2 separate regions of the Mus musculus genome follow, and region 2 is linked to region 1. A link is a loop called in an ENCODE intact Hi-C map of the cell type or tissue named here. Cell type or tissue: heart. All regions are shown on one strand.

Region 1 (8,000 bases):
GTCTCAGGGGACAGGGGACTGGTTCCAACCCATGACTTGGGAAAATGTACGGAAGGCAGAGACTACAGAGGACGAGCCTCCCCCAGAGAGGCCCCTGTGCTTTCTGTCCACAGCACCTACGGCAATCTGTAATTACAAGTGGATTCATATCTGTGTAGTGCTGGTCTGTCAGTTTTCCCCTCTAGATTAGGCCCTGTAAAGGCCAGACCTTCCTTTCCACAGCAGGGTGAACATGTATTAAGTCAGGTCCTAGTGATACAGACTCAGAAATCGGCTACTCAAGAGACTGAGGCAAGGCTGTCTGGACTACAGAGCTTGTTTAAGGACAGCCCTGACAACCCCATCTCATAAAGCAGACTGGAAAGGGACTGCAGCTCAGTGGTAGATCATTCACCTAGAAGACCCAAAGGCCTGGATTCAATCTCAACACTGTAAAACCAAGGCGGAAATGCTTTACGGCCAGCCAGCTACTAGAAACAGGATGTGAACTTTCTGGTAGGGCCCCATCGGGAATTGTTTGATCCACTTGTAACACAAGAACACAAAGTCCTCCTCTTTTCTTTCCTCATACCTCTGGCCAGAAAAATGCAGCCCTGTCTCGTGTGGAAGAAAAGAAAGCGCCAAGGACAGAGCTTTGAGGAAGGGCTTCTGTGCACATTAGACTCAGCTAGGTGCTCACCCATGAAAACCAACTTTTCTTTCTCTCCCCAGACCTTCACATATGTCCTTGATTTAACACCCAGGCCACCCCACTGCCATGCTGAGATCCCCAGGAATAGCAGTCTCCTCCCATCAGCTCCTCCCAGAGAGCAACTGTGAGTTTCAGTCTACTGGCACCCAAGAGGTCTGGCTCAGAGTCATCTGTGAGGGTGACATGCAAGGAAAACCAAGGGCCTTCATTTATTTATTTTTGCCTCACTTTGTCCCAAAGGGACTGGAAGCGTCTTAAAAAGATAACTTACAATATGATTTAGAGAGAGAGAGAGAGAGAGAGAGAGAGAGAGAGAGAGAGAGAGAGAGAGAGAGAGAGGAAAGGAAGGAAGGAAGGAAGGAAGGAAGGGAGGGAGGGAGGGAGGGAGGGAGGGAGGGAGGGAGGGAGGAAGGAAGGAAGGAAGGAAGGAAGGAAGGAAGGAAGGAAGGAAGGAAGGAAGGAAGGAAGGAAGGAAGGAGGAAGGAAGGAGGAAGGAAGGAAGGAAGGAAGGAAGGAAGGAAGGAAGGAAGGAAGGAAGGAGGAAAGATAGATAGATAGATAGATAGATAGATAGATAGATAGATAGATAGATAGATTGATTGATTGATTGATTGATTGATTGATTGTGAGGAAATGAACCGGGATGGGAAATAACAAAAATTCAAAAGTTGGGTTATTGCCCAAAAATATATCTCACCAACTGGCAGAGACACTCCCAAGGAATTCCAAACCCCACCCTGTGGGGGAGTGGAGTGGGGTGGGCAATACTCTCCTGAGGTTCAGGGGTACATGTCACCTGCCACCCAAGTCTCCCATTCCACTTTGGAGACTCAGGAGCAGTGTGCACAGCAGTCTCCAGGCTGCAAGCCTCTCTGATGTCCTGGTGTCAAATGGCTCTCAGCTGGGGAGAAGCAGGTGGCTGGAGTCCCCCACAGCCCCACCCCAGGAGAAGGGAAAAAGCAGGGTGGGGTGGGGGTGGGGTGTTTCCTTCCAAACCAGAGCACATTTTTGTGGCGTGATGGCCTCCTCAACCTCTGGGGAGGGCTCAAGGCTAATCCTTCCAAATCTAAAACTTATGTTTTTGTGTGTGCGTGTGTACAAATGTGTGAGCAGACGTGTACCACAGCATGCACATGGAAGTAAAAGGACAATTAGCAGAGTCAGTTTTCTAAGCTTGGTAGCAGGTGCCTCAGCTTTAGTGATTCACAGTTGTCACAAAGGAGTGGCTTTACTGGAATCCCCACAGCAATCCATACCCTAACGGCTAAGGTTACACTCAACTTTCTACCTCTGTACACTCTGGAAGGTTCCCTGCCCCAAACCAAGTTATCCTGGGCTGCCCATATCCATGCTCATCTTTCTGGAACAAATCTCTCAGCTTCTATTTAACATAGAAGCCTGCCTAGTTTCACCCTAGCTGAGCCAGGTCCAGCCTGGATCTCTCTCCCTTCATTTGCAGACTGGCTATTACGGTTTTGGTTCGGTTTGGTTCCACACTTTGCAGAGAACCCAATAATACCCAGAACACCAGCACACCCGTTTTCCTAGAAATTTATGATCAGGCATTCTTCATTCCTGTATCATCTGTTCCCAGTGTTCTGCATAATGGCAAATATTTACTGAGTGCACTTCCTGTGCTGAGCCCCTGACTGGGTCCCTTTCATAAACTCGCTCATTCACTCCTGGCTGTGGCCCAAGAAGGCAGTGCCTTTATTTTTTCTCCCATTCCATGGATCAGCATACTGAGTCTCAGTGAGGGCCAACTCCTTGTCCCAGGGGTACTTCTAGATACCACACCTATGTTTATTTCCTTTCAAAGCTCTTCACCACTACAGAGCACAGCAATGCCTCCCCTGCTTTCACCATCCATTACAAAACTCTCCTGGGTTCAACAGTTTGGTCACTGGGTTAGGTTCCCCTCCCCTAGGCATACATTTACCCCAAGGGCTGAACCAGTGCCATGACAGTACAGGAAATAACTGCAGGGGTCATGGCCTCACAAGGCCTGGGCTCCACTCTTACTCAAGACCCACAACTTCTCAGACGTCCAGTCTCCCATGTGCTGAGGGGAGCTAATCACCACCCTTCGGTGTCTCCTCAGGCACAGCTAGGATAACACTCAAATACAGGGCTTCCTAGACACAAAGAATTTTCAAGGAAGGGTGAGTTTCTTTACCCCCTCAGACAATCCCACATGGAACATAAATCCATCACTCAGTGCCACCTGAAGAGCAACAGACTCATCATGGAGGGCCTGGGATGTCCCCAGTGGGCCTTCCTTTGAAAGAGAGTCATCCCCCAGTTTTCCTGAGTGGTGAGGCTCTGGACAGTAAAAACGATTTTCTAATTAAGTGGTAAACATGCTATATTGACTTGAAGTGCAAAAGGGACTCAGGGGAGGAGGACAGTGGATTAGAGAGAGAGAGATGCAGCCCAAGGATTGGCTGGGCCTCAGGCCAGGTTGCCTCTAGTGGCCCTGAGTCTCCCCAACTCAATCCCCAGGGAACTGGGACTAGGTGACCTTTAAAAACACAGCCTTTGTCCTTTGTTTGCCAAGAGAGCCTTCCAGAGGCTTCGCTTCCAGTGGTTCTTAAAAATCCCACTTCTTCCCTTTGCTCCCAAGGCTGCTCACGTGAGCCACCGGGAACCTTCCTGGCACAGTTCTCAACACACTTGTCCTCCTTCTGCTTCTTCAACCAGCAAGTTCCATCCCGTCACAGGGATTCTCAATGCCCCTCTGCTGAGAATGACTGTACCCCAGAACTTCACAAAGCTCCTAAGGGAGCCTTCCTGTCCACTCACTCAGCACCAATTACCAGAAACCCCAAACACCATCTCTTACGTGGGCCATTTCTGTTTTCTTCATGGCCAAACACATGGCCTGAGGTTCTTATTACCTGCTGCTCCCTGCATGCCTTCCCTTTAACCTTCCACTAACACGTATGATCCACGGAAGCTAAAGTAGTGACTGTTAAATACCTCTGTGCTGACGCAGTGTAGAAGGTAGACTATAGATGCCTAATAAAAAGCTGTGGGGAGCACGCCACTGCACCCCTATTTATGACAGTCAAGAGAAGTACTCATCAATGGAAAAGCAGATGAAGAGAGTGTATGTGTACATATGTTTGCACATGTGCACACACACACACGTGGGGGCAGTAGTTAGTCATCCATTCTAAAAAAGGGAACTGCTGTCATTTGTGACAGATGGGTGAACCCAACCCTACAGGACGACTCTTATGTTCAGTGAACTAAGTCAGCTCCAATAAGTCAAATCCAACATGGTCACACCCGCACGTGGAATTGAAAGAAGTTGGGACAGAAAAAGAAGCTAGGCAAACAGCAGCTGTCAGGGGTGGGGGTGGGATGTCCAGGAAGGGAAAGAAGTCAGTCAAAGGGCATCAAGTTTCAGCCACAGTCAGGAAGACTCGGCAGCGATTCCTCAGCTAGCATGGTAGCAGCTACAGTTAACCAGAGCACATCACGTCACGCATATCACAACTGCCTACAGAGGGCATTGTAAAGTCACTCACTATGAAAGCATTAGAGGTGATGGGCACATAAACCACTGTGGATCATTCCACAGTACACACAATGCACATACAATCAGGTAAGAATGTAATAACAACTGTCAGTATTTACTATGGCTGTGCCATGGCTCACACAGGGGTCAGAGGACAACCTCGGGGAGTGAATTCTCTCCTTTCACCAAACAGGTTAAGAGAATTGAACTCAGACTGCCAGGCTTGGTAGCAGGCACCTTTATCCACTTGAGTCATCTCACAGGTATAAATAAGTACAAATAACACTTTTAAAAAACTAGGGCCTAATCCCAATCCAGCGTACCACTTATTAACTAGCTGCCGTTGCAAAAACTCTACTTTCAAACTTATTTTATTCTACACAAAATAAATTCTGTACTTAAAAAAAAAATTATACCACCCAAATAATTTGCTGAGAAAGGAGATAGGAAAACCCACCATTGTGACACAAAGCGACAAGTGTGCAGATGAATAGGATGCTGAAGAAGAGGTGGTGGCTAAGTGTGACTAGCTCTACAGATGGACGCTGGGGATGTCCACAGATGATGCTTGGTTGGGGGCAAGGGAAACCCAACCCATGCTGGCAAAGTCTATGAACCAGGCAGGGGTAGGCCACCATAGACAGTGGGAAAAACCACTGGCCTCAGAATTCATGTTCCCGGTTTACAAACCGGTTTCCCCATGATACTAGTTTCCACATGCTGTCCTGTGAGCACAGCGCCTGGTACCTTCAAACACTCCAACCCTGTTGTCTCGTTTTTTCTAGAATTAATGTCAGTGAACAATGTGTTTCTGGGATCGTATCCTTCTGAAGACTCCAGGAGAACCTTCATGGTGCCTCTCTCTTTCCTACTGTCTACTGCTGGTCAGCCCTCTGCGGTGAGCGGATCACTAGCAGGCTTCACAGAGCATTCCTGCCCACAGGAGGTCTCTCAGCCCAATTTCCATCCTCTGATAAAGCTACGAGTCACTGCGACAGGGCTTGCCCCAGCCCAGCACAACCTCACTAATTATATCTGCAAAGACCCTATGTCCTAACAAAGCTTCTTTCTGAAGTTCCAGGTGGACATGGACTGGGGGACGTGCCACCACTTCAGCCAGAACGCCACCAACTCAGCAGGCAACTTCACGGCAGTCACTTAACATGTCCAAGAAACCCTTCTGCTCAACATGGGCCCCAAATTCCTTCCCCTGGAGCAAGGCTTTAGCAGGCACTGACTCGGACGCCCCTCATATAAACGGGGGACTTCGGCCTGGGCTAAAAGTCCAGGAGCCTGGAGATTTGTAGTGTCAGGAAGCAGGGAAGAGAGGCTCATCCAGGGCAGTCAGAGCCTGAGGAGGCTGTGCTGTAGCAGGGGAGAGCATGGCAGGGGACGATGTAATGTGGTAAGGCAGAAGCCATTCGGCCCGGGTCAGGATGGGGTCAGCAGGCAGGAATGTGGAGAAGCGAACAACCGGAGGTGCTCAGTAGATAAAATCCTGCTCCAGAAATGAACCAGAAAGAGCTGTCAGGAACAGCGAGGTTCTCCCAGGCAGGAATGTGGGGTGGGAAGCCAGACAGTAGGCAATGAGGCCCATCTGAGGAGAGTAAAGAGTGACAAGCCTGAGCCATTTAAACACAAAAGCCTAGCAGTGGCAACATGGGGTGGGGGAAGAAGGCTACAGGCAGAGACTAGACTGAGTGGGGCAGCTGCAGCCTGAGAAGGAAGGGGCTCCAAGGGTAAATGTCTCTGGAAAAGGTGGCCAGAGTGGATGGAGCTCAAGACCCGTCCTGCTTGAGCAGTGTATTAAAGATTGAGGTATTTAAGGCCTGGACATGAACCTAGAACAATGTACTGGCCACAAATCCGAGACAAGCCACATTAGAAACAAAGCCTCCTACATGTGGAGGAGGCAGGCCACGTAGACCAAGAAACGGCAGCTCAAGACCCATCAAGGGACCACTAACCGGCCTGTGGTTCTTCTGGGCCTCACAAACCTTCCACATCCCAAATGAGAAAACTAAGCCCCCTTTTCCAAGGTTGAAAGTCTCTGGTTCCCGCTCACCAGAGTCACATTAAGTGCCTGGCGATTCAATAATTCAATTAAGAGAGCTCGATTTTTAACGTTTAACATTTAATGAAAGGGTTATGAAGTGCGACGCAACTCAGTGTGATTAATAGTTACAATTAAAGACTGAGCGGACTGAGGGGAAGAGTGTGGTACACAGGGGGTGCTCCGAGTGCTACCTAGGCGAGGGGGTGCCTTCTCTTTCTTCCTTGTTCAGCCTGGCCTGTACCAAGGGAGGGCTCCATGATTAGAATTAAATGGCAGGTTTTGCCCAGCTATACATGGACATTGCTGGAAGGCAAGAACATCTGGCCTTTGGTAGACATAGAGCCTAACCTGTGGTCTCACAGCTTTTCTGGCCCATTGAATCTTCCAGGGTGGGGTTAGGGAAGGAATGCCACCCTCAAAGCAGGGAGATGAGACAGTTGAGACTTGACAAGCCATTCTAAGGATGACAGGGGCTACTGATATCTCACTCAAGTCAAGAAGCCCCACCACCAACCCGAGACGACATGTGTCTCTGGCCTGCAGACACTCATGTGCAAGGCACATACAAAGACGTGCTACCAGGTCATGCTACAAGGTACCTGCCCTTCTACTCCTATGACCAACTTCACCTGTCCATTCAAAGGAAGATGCAGATAATGGCAAGGCTGAGACTCAAGGGAAGGGCCAGCCTCTCTGACTTGTTTAATGTCTGAGATTCTGACCCAGGATAGCCAAAGGTGTTCTGCTGAGATTTGTTCAACTTCAACCCCTTGGTGATGGCGCCTCGACTGGGCTCTCCATCTCCAGGAAATCAACTGGGGAGGGAGCGACCATCAGTTACCACTGAGGGTATCTGAGCCTAAAATAATGAACCTTTCTACTCCAAGACAGGATACATGGAGTTTCTGTTCATGCCTCCTGGAGATAACTTCTCCATGCTCCCGAAGTCATAATCAGGACCCAGTACAGGAAGAAGAGGTTGGCAGGGCAGCTGAGCCGGGTCTACAGAATGTGCCCCCCTCTTTCTTTCTTTTATCATTAAACCCAACAACAGCAGCCTGGCCCCACTTTCTTTGCTTTTGTAGCGTGGCTCGGCCACCCTTTGAGGAGCGGGTGGGCTAAGGCTCCATGAGCTCAGAGAACATAGAGAGTACTTGCCCTGCTGAGGGTGGTACTGGAGTCTCTTGGGCAGAAGAGGGTGATAAACATGAGAACCAACTAATGAAATAAATCCAGTGAGGGCAAAGGCATTGCCGTTGGAGTAGGTGTGTCAAGTGAAGCCTTATGAGTGAGAAACCAAACACACGGGCACCATCCTGGATTACCAGCATAATTTGGCCCCAATATGCCAGAGAGTCAAGCACCATGATAGTTTTAATTACCAACCTGATACAATATAAAATTACCAGGGAAGAGAGTTTTAAAGAATTGTTTAGATCAAACTGATCTTTGATCATGTCTGTTAAGTGATTGTCTTGATGAGTTTTTTAAAAATATTTATTTATTTATCTATTTGTTTATTTAATGTATGTGAGTGCCCCATCCCTTTCTTTAGACACACCAGAAGAGGGCATCAGATCCCATTACAAATGCTTGTGACCCACCATATGGTTGCTGGGAACTGAACTCAGGACCTCTGAAAGAGCAGTCAGCACTCAGTCAACTGCTAAGCCATTTCTCTAGCCCTATCTTGATGGTTTTAATGGAGATGGGAAAACCTACCCACTGTG
Region 2 (8,000 bases), 60 kb after region 1:
TAGCCCTGGCTGTCCTGGAACTCACTCTGTAGACCAGGCTGGCCTTGAACACAGAAATTCTCCTGCCTCTGCCTCCCCAAGTGCTGGGATTAAAGGTGTGCGCCACCAATGCCCGGCAGGATGTTTAGATTTTTAAAATATCACATATTAGTGGTCATATAATTCTATTACCCACTCATACTGCATGTACACACATACATAAAAGCATCTCTAATATATTCACAGTGGCCAGCATGGTGGCTGAGGCAGGAGAATTACTTCAAATTCAAGGCCAGCCTGACCTACTTAGTGAGATTCACAGCAGCCAGGGTAACATAGTAAGACCTGTCTCAAAAACAAATGAACAAATTAGCCATAGTCTTCAACCCCAGTCATGTCACCTGATATACATACTATAAAAGGTGACAGGTATGTGAGTATATTGATATACCAGTGTTATTTGTAAGAAACTGTTAACAAGTTAACCATTCAGTAACAGGAGTTGACCCCACCAAGTATAATCAAGTATAATTCTAAATTGCTATACCATTGAGACAGTAAAAACTTTGTCTTTAGAAAATGGTGAATGGGGCTGGAGGAATGACTCAGCGGTTAAGAGCACTGACTGCTCTTCCAGAGGTCATGAGTTCAATTCCCAGCAACCACATGGTGGCTCACAATAATCTCTAATGGGATCTGATGCCTTCTTCTGGTGTGTCTGAAGACAGATATAGTGTACTCATATAAATAAAATAAATCTGAAAGAAAGAAAGAAGGAAGGAAGGAAGGAAGGAAGGAAGGAAGGAAGGAAGGAAGGAAGGAAGGAAGGAAGGAAGGAAGGGAAGAAAGAAAATGGTGAATGATATGCAGAAAGGTTCATGATACAGTTATGAAAACAAACCAGCAAATGACGTGTGACCAAGCATGAATGCATGTACAGATACACATATATCCATTTCTTTTTTTTGTCTTGACAAAAAGAAAGAAAATGCATAAAAGCCTTAAGAATGGTCGTGTAGAAATGGTAAATGGAGGGACTAAGGGCATTTTACTTTTAATACTGATGGCTTCTCAAAGTTTCCCACATGTTTCTGTAATTGGGAAGAGGGCAGGAGCAGTAGTCAATGTTCTAAGTAAACAAGCCGTAGGAGGCTCTCTGCTCTGTAAATGTCGAGACTGGATTCGAGCATGTTCTCCCCCTCGTCGATGGAACTTGTAATGTGACCCCATCCGCCGTAGGAATGAAGCAGACATTACGCACTTAGCGCATTTGTAGGCACGAGTGGTGCGTTAAGCTGTTTTTTAATTAATTAATTTGAGTCATGAGCATTTGAAAGTGACTATTTTATGGAGCTGAAATTTACATTTATCTCCCATTTTAAAGCCCATTTAGCAAATTAAGAAAGGAAACGGCAACACTCGGGGAAGTTACCGAGCCTACCCGCGTGCATCGTGTGAGAGCAGCTCCGTTGTGGCGCACTCGAACAGGGCTGTTCTGCAAGACCTCTAGAAAATAGCAAGCGCTGTACAAAAGCCTCTGTGAAATACTGTTTTCATCAACAGCCTGGCTGCCTGTGTCTCCATTGTGAGACATCACTGAGGCCCAGACAGCTCAGTGATCAAGAGCTCTGCCAGAGGTCCCAAGTTCAACTCCCAGCAACCACATGGTAGCTCACAACCATCTTTAATGGGATCCGATGTCCTCTTCTGATGTGTCTAAAGACAGCTACAGTGTACTCATATACATAAATAAATCTTTAAAACAAAAACCTGTGTTAAAACCCCTCATAAGCATGGAGAGGGTACTCAACCATCACCCAGTGTTATAGGGGTCTCAAATCAGAGCAGGTGGTCAGGGGAGACTTCTGAGAACCCACGCCTAGACCTTGATCTCAGAAAGAGGAAAAAAAAATACACTAAAGAGCAACCAACACACTAAAGAGCAACCAAGACAGGGGCCGGGGCCAGGGCCAGAGCTGGGGCCAGGATTGGGGGCGGGGGGGGGGGGGTGGTCATCACTGCAAACCGAAAGCATTCATCAGAGCCCTTTCTCCCACTGGAATGCTGGGATACTAAGACCGGTCGTTCTTTCAACAGGAAAGAAAAGCGTAGGCCAACTCTTGCTGGCTCGCTCTGCTCCTTCGGCACAGTTTACTGAAGCGTGTGAGGCTCTGCCTAACATTTAGGATATTTTGATTTAAAATGCAAACAGCAACACTGATAAAGATCGTGGCGCCAAAGCGGGCCCTCGAAGGAAAGGGCACACTAACTCCCCTCCTTCTAACCCTGGATCTCACAGCTACCTAAGCTGACGGCTTGAAATTAACTCATTCAGTTAATAATTCAAAGCCATGGGCTGGACAAGTTTTAACGCCTCAATGTTGGTTTATAATTAACCCAGACCGTGGTGTTCTTAGGTGTTTGATTTTTAATTAGTCTATTGATTAATCAGTCTGGTTAACAATTATTTATTTCTGGGGCCCTTTACTGTCTTCTATTCTTGTTAAGGGAGGGTGAGGGTTACCCTGGCTCCTTTCTCCTCTGAACCCCTCCAGATCACAGTCCCATCATTCTCTAGGGACACTGTAGATACAGTATTGAGACCAGAAAGGAAGCCTGCCCAGCCTGACACAAATGAAGGTACCCCCCCTTTTGTTCATCTGTTATCCTTGGTATCAGATTCTGCTCGCAGGAGCACATGAAATGAAGGAACTCACAGAATGGCACCCTACCCAGGCACAGGCTGGGCCCTCTCATCCCTTCCTTCCCAGTTCAGAGCTAATTGACATCTTGTGTGAGCATTGCATCATGTCCCTTTGCAAAGCCAGAAGCAACTGAGAAGGTGCTACACGCCCCTGCCCCCCCCCCATCTCTCGGGGGACTAACCCAAAACAAATTACTCAGTAATGGGAGGGCCCCTCTCTCTGGCAGAGGCCCACATGTCTGTCTGTTCAGCAGTTTCTTGCCTGCTCTATTTGTAGGGGTTGCAGGGGATCAGAGAGGTCACCACCTCTCTCAGGGTTACAGTGCTCTGTAGCACACAGCTGCTCAGAACCCACACTCCTCCCCGTGACAGAGGAGGAAGCACAGTTAACAACAAGGCTGGTGACTGATGCCCGTTGACGTTCTGGGGTGTCCTCCCTCGACGATCACAAAAAATTAACCCAAGACACCAGCACCAACACCAACAGTCCACCAGGGGATCGAAGCAGGTCCTACCTAGGACAAGTTTTCTCAGCATTCAGCACTATGTCACCAAATGACCAGGAGGCAGCCCAAGATGGAAATCCTTGGTAGAGATTTCCTTTGGAAAATTCCACTGTATATCCATGAAAGACCGATCTTAGAATTCTTATGGAAAAAAAAATTATCTTTACAGATCCCATGCAAGGGTGTCATGGATAACCAGGGGTCCTGGACCACAAAGCAACTCCTCTGGAAGATTCATGTATAGGACAACTCTGGGCTGCAGGAGCCCCTAGGACCTGGGTGAGCTGCTTTAACTTCTTCCTCTCTAAACTCAGCTAAAGACCCGGAACCCTACAGAACCCAGTGTGGATGCCCATCATTGGATGATTGCATCTGCTGCTGGCACCAATCACAGAGCTGCCCAGGCCTACAGGGTACCACACAGTTGGCGGAAGTGCAGGGACCCATGTGCCCAGGCCATGCCACAGACAACCGCAACTGCATCCTTCAATGAAGCTCCAGGTAAAAGCAACTGGGCGTGAGAGGGATGGCAATGTGTGTGCAAGGCTTCTCCCTGGTGCCTTTCAGGTTGGGATTTAGCATCTTCGGGCAGCTACCCACAGGTCCCTTTAACAAGCCTCGGGGGGGGGGGGGGGGACTGGGAGCCACACTGTTCCTAGCCTACAGGAATAGCCTCAGGGCAGCAGCAGGAAGGGCTGTTCCCGTTCAGGAAGCTGTGTCCTTTCTGAAGACCTAGAACCCTGGCCAGGATGGGAGCCTCAGAGTCCACTTGAAATACCCTGGGAAAACACCCCTCCCCAAACTACATCTGTACTCCTCCTCCATCCAACACAGCCTTCGAGTAATCCCCACCACCTGCCGGTTTCTCATTTTCTCTCTTGCAACAACTTAAAATTTAAAAGAAAAAAAAATTTAATCACAATTCAGGAAAACACACCCACGCATCTTGCTCACTAAGCGTGAAAGCCACCACTCCCTCGCTCAACTCAGCCCCTGCTCCACTTCAGAGAGTGGAGGAGAGAGAAATGTCATTTGACACCACAAACGCTGCCTCCTTCTCAACCTGGAGGCCCCACCTGCCGGCATGTTTGCAAGGCTAATTCCAATCTCACTATTTGAATACACTTGCAAGCTGGGAAAACAAGCCAATAGTTCAGAGGATCCAAGGCAAACTCCGTCTGACAGCCCTAGCCCCGACGGCTGCCAAGACTGATTGACTGGCTGGTTATATTTAGAGGTGGAGGAGGAGGGGACATCAAACAGTGTAGGGCCTCCCGAACTCAAGAATGCTGTGTTGAGAACGACAGACTAGCAAATAAACAGCCGACAGCCATTCGGCTACATCATCTGGCATCCGCAAGGCACAGGCTCGCCTCCATAAACTACAGGGAATTTCAAAAGCCACCCACACCATGGCAAAAAAGAAACAACAGGCAATTAGGCCAGGTTCTGCCACAGCATCCTCACAGTTCCTCTTTGGCAGCAAGTAAACAAATAGATATGATCTAATCCTTGCTCCCCATCACCTCCGTATTCTTGCTCTGAGACAGCATGATATGGAGCAAAGACCAAGCCAAGGTTCCATGGTACAAAGAAAACCTTCTGTTTTAAACTTGGCCCTACCAGGATACACTAACATACTCCCTTAATCTCATCCTTCCAGAGGCTAAGGCAGGAGGGTCACAAGTTCAAAGCCAGCCTGGAATAAATATAGAGAGACCTTATCTCAAAACAATAATTATTGTTGTTATTATTATTGTTAATTAGGGCAGGGAGAAGAACTTAGTTGGTAAAGTACTTGTCTTACAAGCACAAGAATTCTATCCTCAAAACCTGTGGGGTTTTTTTTAATTGTTGTCATTTAGCTTTTTATTTTATTTATTTGCTTTTTTTTTTTTTAAGTTAGGAGTGATGGCTCATGACTGTAATCCCAGAATTGGAAGGCAGAGGTGGGTGGATCCCTGGAGCTCAGACACTCTGGCTAGTTCCAAACCAGTAAGTGACCCTGCCTCAATAAAAAGGTGAAGAGTGTCTAAGCAAACACACCCTCGGGCTTCCACACACGGACAAACACGCGTGTACCCAACACACATATAAGCACCAATGGAGGTACAACACCTAACAGGTCCTATGCTATTAACTATTACATGGAGAGGTAGAGTGAGCTAAGTTTTATTTCTCCTCTCCTCTAAAAGACAGAAACAGCAACTGAGTCTAAACAGAGATCGGGATTGTTATTTACAACCCCCAACAGCATGCTTTATAGCATCCTAACGGCTGCTGCACATACGTGATCCCTTCATAGGACAGTGAGGAACGGAGAGGAGTCAGAGAGACTCCAGAATAAAACTGGAAGCCATCAGAACCACAGGCCTGACTCTAAGGTCAGTCAGGATAGATAGTATCCATCACAGGGAGAGTCTCTTCACTCAGTCAGCATCTGAGACGCTTCAACGCGCCAGGCACACAGTACACAGGGGGCTGTGACATGGCTGGGCCACAGTTCAGTAGCAGAGGCCTAGTCTTGCGTGTGCAGAACCCTGGGTTTTATCTTCAACATCAGGGAAGAAAAAGGATTCGGATACATATACAGGAATAAAGCAAAGAAACAAGAGAGGATAAGAAGCTCCCAACACCAGAGGAGCAAGAAGTGCTCAAAAGAATGCAATCTGCTAGGATGACATTGCAGCTTTCTCCCCCTGCCCTGCCCTTGACTCTCCTAGACTTTGAGCCTGCCAACAGGTGCTGCTGTCCTAGAGAGGCTCCTCCACATTCATGCTGAGGTATGCCTTCCTGTTGCACTCACAGATGCGACTGGGTCTGGCTTTGAGACCACCCCACTCTCCCTCTAGAACAGCAGTTTTCAACCCATGGGTCATGATCACGGCTTTGGAGATAAAGTAATTCTTTCACCTAAGACCACTGGAAAACAAAATTCATAACAGTAGCAAATTTACAGTTATGATGTAGCAACAAAAATAATTTATGTGGGGGTGGTGTCACCACAACACTGGGAACTGTATTAAAAAGTTGCAGCGGTAGGAAGGTTGTGAACCAGTGTCCCAGAGTACCTGTGCCAGGAGGTACCACCCGGGTACCTACCTGTGGCATCTGTGATATCTGTCCCCATAGTCCCGGTGCTCCATGTGACTTCCCCTCCCCCTTTCCAAGGTCCCCTGAGCATCCCAAGAGCACAGTAAGTGTCCACGGACACTAGCTAAGATGAATGAATACCCACAGTTCACAGACTATGCCCCGAGGGAACTCCCCAGAACCGCATGCCTCAGTTTCCCCATCTGCTGACCTTCAAGGGTGTGTTTGTGTATGTGCCCTTGAGTCTCAATAGAGGATTGGTATCTCTGAATATAACCGGATCCTTGCAAACAGCAAATGTTTTCTGTTAAAATGAAAAGTCAGTTCTCTGGATATCAACTGCTGACAGACAGGAAGTGCTACAAGGCCTGAAAAACAGACGGGCTCTGGGCTGGATTTTTGTAAACTGTTTTTGTTTTAATAAACTGAGGCTTTTGTTTTGTACCAAAAAAAAAAAAAAAAAAAAAAAATCTAGTGCTCTGACGGATGAAAGCCAACAATGCTAAAAAAAGAACGGGTGGGGGATTGGGTGGGGGTGTTGGGAGGTGGGGACGACAATGGAGGGACAGAGGAGGAGCTGTGGAAGATAAATGGCCTAGGCAGATCTGAGCAACAGATCCAGGTTGACAGAACACAAAGCACATACAGGACCCAAGTGTCCCCACTGTTCGGTTGTTAGCACAAGACCACCCCAAGTGGGGGCTCCGGGCTTGAAGGACGGAGGGGGGTGTGGCACTCAAATCCAAGGACCCAGCAGATGCTGGCTTTTTAGGGGCTGACGAGGGGAACTTCATGGTTTCAGTTATTTGGGTTTTTTTTTCCCCCTTGTGGCCTGGAGGATAGAGAGGGGAAGGGGGCTTCACAGAAGTGGCGGTCAGCGCACGGGTGGGAAACTGGGCTTAAATGCAAAGCCATTAGAGAAGCCTAACTTTTAATTTATCAATTAGACACCATCTGTGGATTGTGCTCCTTGGAATAACTGTTGAATCTGACAACGCACTGCGGCTTCACGAAGTTTCTGCTGTCCTTGATGCTGTTTAATTAAATTTCTGCACTTAACTCTGATTGCACCACGGCAAGCCTGATGTCTTCCTTCCCCACATTGGGTCCCTCGGCCACCTGCTGTGGCGGAGCCAAGCCTGTTTCCAGAGCAGGGGGAAATATGTATTTTCCTTGATTTTTTGTTTTGTCTTTTTTTTTTCTTTTTTAAAAGCCTTGTCTTTTCTGAACCTTCACCCGAAGGACTCAGTTCCTCTGCTGTAGGAATGGGCACTGTCTCTGGACTCAGTCAGCCCAACCTTAGGCCTACCTGTACCACCTCCGTGAGATCTTTCTGTTCTTTTTATTATGTCTCACTGAGTTAACAAAATTCAGTCTCAGTTAGCAAGTGCAGGGAGAGGTGACTTAAAATAGAACCAAATAAATGAGCATATAAGCCAACAGAAGGCAAGCGTCAAGTGGCCTCTGCTCCTGACCCTGGAAAGGGAACTGCAGATCAGCACCAGGTGGGGGAGCCTCCAGGCCCCGCCCACGGTGCAGGGTCCAGCTTTAGGTACAGCCAAGACCTACCCAGGACTCTCCTGTAGCCTTCGCTTATAATGTTTTTGGTGACAAAATAATATAACAGCGGACCACTCTCTCACTTCCTGTCTCCACAGACCCAAGTTTCCTTTAGAAATCTGATAGGAGGGCAACCATACAATCTTGGTTCCTTGTAC

What was found. A loop is a pair of places that touch in the nucleus more often than their neighbours do. Peaks named below come from ENCODE experiments on the same cell type or tissue, not always from the same donor. Only the 100,000 strongest peaks of a DNase experiment are listed, where the experiment ranks them.
Region 2: it touches region 1 in a loop (2.2-fold over the local background); 13 of 42 quality-filtered maps call a loop at or near these places.

What each region holds. Positions count from the first base shown.
Region 1 is chr11:88,555,684-88,563,683 of GRCm38, forward strand. All of the region lies in intron 6 of Msi2 (musashi RNA-binding protein 2), which reads right to left. Among named protein-coding and RNA genes, the nearest start is that of 0610039H22Rik, 60 kb to the right of the region's middle. In heart, a CTCF peak has its summit at 3,862; DNase peaks (open chromatin) are centred at 478, 1,578, 2,558, 3,168 and 2 weaker places; H3K4me3 peaks cover 1,048 bases; H3K27ac peaks cover 7,131 bases.
Region 2 is chr11:88,616,081-88,624,080 of GRCm38, forward strand. All of the region lies in intron 5 of Msi2 (musashi RNA-binding protein 2), which reads right to left. 0610039H22Rik (RIKEN cDNA 0610039H22 gene) reads left to right here and starts at 3,171. Exons shown (of 3, transcript NR_131025.1): 1 at 3,171-3,690; 2 at 5,092-5,184; 3 at 7,230-7,346. In heart, CTCF peaks have their summits at 3,181 and 4,253; DNase peaks (open chromatin) are centred at 2,881, 3,631, 3,891, 4,341 and 2 weaker places; H3K4me3 peaks cover 773 bases; H3K27ac peaks cover 5,492 bases.